2 separate regions of the Homo sapiens genome follow, and region 1 is linked to region 2. A link is a contact called in ENCODE Hi-C data. All regions are on one chromosome and are shown on one strand. The core of a region is the stretch at or near the end of the contact, and the rest is flanking DNA. Distances in the headings are between cores, read along the strand shown.

Evidence for each region. Hi-C counts contacts between places; a loop is a spot of excess contacts on that map. Pooled maps may share reads with other maps.
Region 1: a loop to region 2 is called in a pooled map, with 6 times the contacts of the local background. The contact joins two enhancer-like sites. A Hi-C loop is called at or near these places in 1 of 168 maps with a recorded cell type or tissue (endothelial cell of hepatic sinusoid), 5 of 37 single-sample maps with no recorded cell type and 7 of 50 pooled maps.

What each region holds. Positions count from the first base shown.
Region 1 is chr13:30,846,071-30,849,673 of GRCh38, forward strand. No RefSeq gene overlaps it. Among named protein-coding and RNA genes, the nearest start is that of LINC00545, 35 kb to the right of the region's middle. RefSeq lists enhancers at 1,823-1,882, 1,993-2,082. Within about 2 kb of position 2,006, at least 5 of the 41 ENCODE cell types and tissues checked have a DNase peak (open chromatin) inside an H3K27ac peak, as active enhancers do.
Region 2 is chr13:30,738,552-30,742,309 of GRCh38, forward strand. All of the region lies in intron 1 of ALOX5AP (arachidonate 5-lipoxygenase activating protein), which reads left to right. The region is part of intron 2 of LOC124903146 (a long non-coding RNA gene); the gene reads right to left. Among named protein-coding and RNA genes, the nearest start is that of ALOX5AP, 4.9 kb to the left of the region's middle. RefSeq lists a silencer at 23-214. Within about 2 kb of position 1,645, at least 9 of the 41 ENCODE cell types and tissues checked have a DNase peak (open chromatin) inside an H3K27ac peak, as active enhancers do.

The DNA.
Region 1 (3,603 bases), core at 756-3,255, 110 kb after region 2:
CTGTGTAACAGAGGCCCACACTGTGCGCCTAAGCCCCCAACAATGTTGAGAGGTTTAATGACTTTTTTTGTTTGTTTTGGAGACAGGGTCTCACTCTGTTGCCCAGGGTGGAGTGCAGTGGTGTGATCATAGCTCACTGCAACCTCAAACTCCTGGGCTCCAACGATTCCTCTGCCTCAGCCTCCTGAGTAGCTGGGAATACAGGCATGCGCCACTACGCCCAGCAAATTTTATTTTTTGTAAAGACGGGGTCTCATTTTGTTGCCTCAGCTAGTCTCAACTCCTGGCCTCAAGTGACCCTCCTGCCTCAGCCTCCCAAAGTGCTGTGATTATAGGCATGAGCTACTATGCCCGGCCTTAATGACATTTTTAAAAGCATTTGTAAATGATGTTGAAAGTTATTCCAACACACTTACCACATAACACATTTGTTAGTCATCTGCTCTTAGTGATACATGTAACAATAGGATGTATCCATTCTTTCCCACCTCCTGACACCACTACCAAATACCTTTCTTGGCCTCAATGACTCTAAATGAACTTAGTTTAGACCAAACATGGGAGAAGGAAGAAAAAGCTGAAGGTTTATAGTTTATATTTAATTCTAATTTCCCCTTCTGAGAAACATTGTATTTTCATTAGAGGCATGGGTTGCCTGGGACATATGGTTATCAGGCCGGATTTTTAGTTGTCTACAAAGTAACACAGACATTACCAAAAAAAGTTCTCATGCAGTTGAATGACTAGGGAAAGGACCACCTGGATGGATGAAGATGTTGGTCTCAGCTGTGCACTCTTGCTGCCAGATTGCAGGGCTTACCTATCTCCTGATACTGAGCAGTTTCCAAACTAGTCACACAGATACCTAAGTAGGTCAGGTGCTCACAGCATGACTACTAAGTAGCTGCTCACTCTGCAGGAGGACGGGGAAGGGCTGGTCTGCTGCTTGCCGCAATGTTTGCTGCGCACTCAAAAAGTGCTGGGCCCTTGACCCTGGATTCCTCTGCTGAGGTGCATCCCACTGAGTGTGTAGCCCTCATCTGGGCCTGTTGCGCCATGGGACTCGGGGCAGGACGCCTGCTGCAAAGATGCTAGCACTCTCTGAAGTAAGTGAGTGTGCTGTGAATAATAACATCTTTCGTCTCTGATCCAGGAGTGTCATGTCTTCTGTCAGAATCCATGACACTTGTTAGCTCACAGCTGGGGTAAAACCTTAAACCTTCCACAGGTCTTGACATAAGAATCCAGCTATTGCATTAAAATATAACTAGTATATATTATAAAGCAGCTGCCAGTCCATGGAACAGGGAGAACTTGTGCTTAGGTGAGAGAGACACCTGGCCATGAACACTAACGGCCGTTTTAAAAGGAGACAAGCTTCTACTTCATTTGGATCTTAGGCAGTGGGGCATTCACATAAGATGATTGCTGGTTCGAAGGAAAGAACCAAAAAAAAAAAAAAAGAGAAACTTTTAGCTTTTGTTATGATTATGTTCCCAGCAAATTGATGATTTGTTTGAAGAATGAAAACTCCTAGAAGGGGTCACTGGAAAGGAAAAACTTAAAATGATGATGATCTGTAGGGTGATTTTCCTGAGAGAAAAGCATACTTTGCACTAATGGCTATCTTCCCAGTGAATTCATTTTGAAGCCAAAGTGGATAATTCCCAGCAGCCAGCCTCCACCCCAGGGGATCTATCCCCCATTCATCCAGACAGCAATGTTGATGGGTGGACAGTGGGGCAGCCCAGAGCCGAGTCCTTCCCTCACCCTTCCTGCCTGAAGTCGCCATCCCTCCATCAGCAGAGAGTGTAGTCAACTTGTTAACCACAGAGCAGGACACGTACGACTCCTTATTTCCTTATGTCTCTTTTAAGCACAGCTCCATTGCACCCATGTTCAATTTTAGCCTCAGCGTCTGCCCTTAGCCACAAGTTCCCGGCATCTCTGTGGGAATTCATGATTGTGAGAGGAAGACAAGCCCCGTGTGAAGGGATGATTCACCCTCTCCCTTGAGAGTTTCAGTCTCAAAGCTGCCAGCAAATGGGTCTTGATGGAGACAAGTAGGAGACTGAGTATTTGGGTAGATGTCGTCATTTTAAATCTCTGCTGGGAGGAAAAAAAAAACAACGAAAAAAATCAAAACAAAAGCCCTGTCAAACCGCATTATAGCCCTTCTCTACGTAATAACTAGGAGGTCAGAGTTGCAAAATGCATAGAGAAGAAGTATTCCTGTTCTACGAGGACTTTTAGGACAGGAAGAAAAAGCCATACAAAATGAGAAAGGCCTTGTTAAGGCTGGAAATGCTAACGTTTCACTGGTAGGTATCTGCTCTCGATGCAGTCTTCTCCATGGGTTCTGTGGTCCTTCTCCTCACCTTCCCACTGGCTGCATCCCCATCCTTCGTTTCCTCCTTGCTCTTTTGCTCAGGGTTGCCTTCTCTGCTTCTTAGTCACTTGTCCCATTTCTGTGGCTTCATTTCTGTCATTTTGTCCTTTCTCTTTTGATATATCAGACCATGATCTGGTTTGAGTTCTTTGTGCACACATGTATGTGTGTTAGATATTAAAAGAAAGAAAGAAAAAAATATATATATAATGCAGTGGGCAAAAAGCCCTAGGGCAGTTTGGAAACAGACAACAGCCTCAGCCTACTGCTTCGCATTCAGTATCTTGCCTCATCCTGCAAAAATCCTATGGAGCATTAATAGACCCAGTTTACAAATGAGGAACTGAGGCTCCCAGAGGTTGAGTAGCTTACCTGGGGTCACACAGGTGGTATACTGTGGAGCCATGGTCAGCTCTACTGCTCACTCTTCATTTCAGAGTGTGTCTAGCTAAGGGTGCTGGAAGGGAAGTGAGCCTCGAGCAGTGGGGTAGCTTGGATTTTGGAAGCAGCACACCTGGGTTCATAAATTGGCTTCTTCATGGACTAGCTCTGTGACTTAGCCTTTCTGGGATTAATAATAGTGATTCTCAGAGGGTCATTGTAAGGATTAAATGAGGCGATGGAGGAAAAGGTAGTGTGTCTGGCACATAGTAAATGCTTAATTAATGTAGCTAGGCCTGAAACCTAGGAGTCATCCTCAAATCTTCCCTTTTTCTCACATCCCACATCCAGTCCATCAGCAAGTCCTGTCAGCTCTACCTTCCATGTATCCAAACCTGGTCACTTCTCACCACCACCTCTTAACCTCAGTCCTCATCGCCTCTTACCAGGGAACTGAAACTTCCAACTGGCTCTGGGTTTCCACTCTTGTCCCCTTTGGCCAGGGCGATCCTGTTAAAATATAAGTCAGATTACACTCTTCCAATGTTTGGAACCCTCTGAAGATATCCAATATTATTGCACAAAGTTAATAGCTGAGGCCCAACAATGGGATGCTCAAGCCCGACAGCAGCACTTTACAAACTGTAATGTGCACATGAGCTACTGAAGATGTTGTGAAAGTGCAGCTCTGACTCAGTGGGTCTGGGGTAGAACCCAAGATTCTGCATTTCTATCAAGCACTCAGCTGCTGCTGCTGGTCCAAGACCCTAGTATTGAATAGCCAGATGCCACATTATCTGCACTCCACCTCCACCTTATCTCCTCTGTTATCC
Region 2 (3,758 bases), core at 395-2,894:
CACAGACGCATTTCTTATGAGTAGCAGGCAGAGAGCCTCCAACTTCTTCTGCCTAGGTACCAGCAGCTTAGACATGATGCAAACCTGGGAAGCACATACTGTATTTGGAGAAAGTGATTGGGAAGAAATGTGAGCTGAGGGGAGGGGCTCAGTGCCCCTGAGCTACACTTAGTGATGGCAGAGGAAGGATGTCCTCCCGCAGGAGGCTGTTCCACATCTGCTCTGGTTGTAGGGGGAGCTGGCAGGCATTAGCAGCGGCCTCTTTCCCCCAAGAGAGGCAGCCTCCTCCAAGTTTTGGCGACATTATGGCCCTGCAATCATAAGGGTTTGTGAGCATAGTGCTAAGGAGGGAAATGGAGCTGCTGTTACTAGTTCCACCCCAACACACACACACACACTCACAAGAAACCTCACAAGCACCGTATTGGAAGACTTTGCCATCCAACCTGGGATTTGACAGGCTCTAGAAGCAGAATCATAGACTCATGAAGTTCCCCCAAAGCAGGAATCTTCCTTACAGTAACCCCCAACCACCCCCCTCCACCGCCTCCACCGGCTGCTTCTTCCTGAACACTGCAGTGTTTGGAAAACTCACAAACTTCCAAGCTTGCCTTTCCTATTGTTGCATGGATTGAAAGCTTGCGTTGTGTGAAGAATGGCGCTTCCTGCTGTGCTTAGTTTTATCTCATATAATCTTTGCACCATTTAATCCTTGCACTCACCCACTCATGCAACTGCCTTTGCAGAGACTGGAGGGGCCGCTGTAGGCTGACCTTTCCTTCACTGTACCTATTTTGTTCCCTGCTTTATTCCCCTGCACCCAGGACACTGCCTGGCACAAAGACAGGTCTTTATAAGTGTATGCAAGTGAATAAAGATATATATATTATTATTGTTATTTTTGAGACAGTTTCACTCTGTCACCCAGGCTGGAGTGCAGTAGCGCAATCTCAGCTGACTGCAACCTCTGCCTCCCAGGCTCAAGTGATTCTCATGTCTCAGCCTCCTGAGTAGCTAGGACTACAAGCATGTGCCACCACGCCCAGCTAATTTTTGTATTTTTAGTAAGGACAGGGTTTCACCATGTTGGCCAGGTTGGCCTCCAACTCCTGACCTCAAGTCATCCTCCTGCCTCGACCTCCCAAAGTGCTGGGATTACAGGCATGAAACCAGCCTAGAAATACATACTATTATTTATTCTTGTTTTACAGATAAGCAAAGTGAGTCATGGAGAATTTGGTTGAAAGTCCCAAGGTCAGGAGTCGTGAAGCTGGGATTAAAACCTAATCATCTGACTTTAGAGAGTAGACACTTGCTCCATGCATATTGCCTCCAATTCATTCATTCAAGCACTCCCTGCTCAAGAAGTTCTTTCTTATGTTGAGCTGAAATCTGCAGCCCTATGCGTTTTACCCAGCAGTCCTGGTGCTGTTCCCTAAAATCACTTAGACTGTGCCTGCTCTTTCTGTGTTTACAGTGTCAGCTGTAATATCCCCCTCTTCGGCCTAACGTTTCTGAAGTCCCTTGCCACTGGGTCTCCTCTCCTCTTCCTGTGTTCTTTCTAAGAACACCTATGCAGATAGGTGTCTTCTGTACAGGGAAGCTGTTCCTGAGATCCGGGCATCGACTCTGTTAGAATAATCTACGTATGAGTTATTTTTTTGAGAACTATGTGTCATTGCTGACTCATATTAACTCTGTGGTTAACTAAAATCTCAAGATCTCTTTATGTTTGTTGAGAAACTTATTTAACTTCTCTGGCCCTCCGTTTCCTTCACTGAGCAGTGGAGTGATTGATAACCTCCACCTGTGGTTGCTGAAGGTCTTGCACAAGATGATATAGTTAAAGTAGCTAGCAGTGCCCACGTACGGCGGATGCCTCACAACGGTTTGCAGCCATCTCTCTATCTGTGTCTTTGTCTCTCTCTCACACTGGTTTTGGCTTACTGTTAGCAGCTAGCCGAGATAAGTGTGTTTATGGTCTTTGCATGTATTGTTTCTGTAGCATACTGGAGGATTACAAGAGGTTGGGGAGTGAGGGGGCGGTGAGGAGTAGACAAAGGCAGCCAACTCTTCCAAGTTTAGCTTAGAAGGAAGGAGCGGTAAACCCTAGTTGAATGTTGGACTGAAGCAGGTTTGTTTTTGTTTTGTTTAAAGGATAGGGAAGATCTGTGCGTGTTTCCAGGATAAAGAAAAGGAGAGAATATGATATTAAAGATTCTGGAAGTGGGAGAAGGAGCAATGAAATACAGACTTGAAGTCAGTGGCATGGACAGGGTCAAGATCACAGTTAGAGGATGCAGCCTTAGAGAAAAGGAAGGGGCTCGGTTCTCTGAGCAAGGAGGGAAAGAAGAGAGGCAGATGCAGAGAAGTACGGCACATCGTGCTGCTGGTTGTAGAAATAACCTCTGACTTTTAATAAAGTCATCCCTCGGTATCCCTGGGGGATTAGTTCTATGACCTCCCTCGGATGCCAAAATTCGTGGATGCTCAAGTCCCTGATATAAAATGGCATAGTATTTGCATTTAACCTACACACATCCTCCATATCCTTTTTTTTTTTTTTTTTTTTTTTTTTTTTTTTTTTGTGAGATGGAGTCTTGCTCTGTCGCCCTGGCTGGAGTACAGTGGCTCGATCTTGGCTCACTGCAAGCTCCGCCTCCCGGGTTCATGCCATTCTCCTGCCTCAGCCTACAGGTGCCTGCCACCACGCCCAGCTAATTTTTTTTTTGTATTTTTTAGTAGAGACAGGGTTTCACCATGTTAGCCAGGATGGTCTCGACACATCCTCCATATACTTTAAGTAACCTCTAGATAATCTCTAGATTACTTGTTTTGTCTTTTTTTTTTTTTTTTCTTTTTGAGATGGAGTTTCACTCTTGTCACCCAGGCTGGAGTGCAATGGTGCAATCTCAGTTCACTGCAACCTCCGCCTCCTGGGTTCAAGCAATTCTCCTGTCTCAGCCTCCTGTGTAGCTAGGATTACAGGCCCCTCCCCACCCCCACCCCCCAACAACTGGCTAATTTTTGTATTTTTAGTAGAGATGGGGTGTCACCACGTTGGCCTGGCTGGTCTTGAACTCCTGACCTCAGGTGATCTACCCGCTTCAGCCTCCCAAAGTGATGGGATTATAGGCATGAGCCACTGTGTGTGGCCTAGATTACTTATAATACCTGATAGAATGTAAATGCTATGTAAACAGTTGTTATACTGTATTGTTAAAAGACAGTAACAAGAAAAAAAATCTGTACATGTTCAGTCCAGACAAATGGTTTTCTGTTTTTTTTTTTTTTTTTTAATATTTTTGGTCAGTGGTTGGTTGACTCCAGGAATGCAGAACCCGCAGATATAGAAGGTTGATTATGCGTTCAGAGGCAGGGAATACCATCTTGGGTTCCAGAAAGAAAATGATCAGCATTTTCTGTCATACTCTGGTAAAAACAGATCTTTTGAATGGACAGGTGTATTAAACCCTGTGGAGCTGGCTGGGCCTGGCGGCTCACGCCTGTAATCCCAGCACTTTGGGAGGCTGAGGCAGGTGGATCACGAGGTCAGGAGTTCGAGACCAGCCTGGCCAATATGGTGAAACCCCAACTCTACTAAAAATACAAAAATTAGCCGGGCGTGATGACGCATGCCTGTAGTCCCAGCTACTCGGGAGGCTGAGGCAGAAGAATCGCTTGAACCCTGGAGGTGGAGGTTGCAGTGAGCCGAGATCACGCCACTGCACTCCAGCCTGGGCAACAGAGTGAGACTC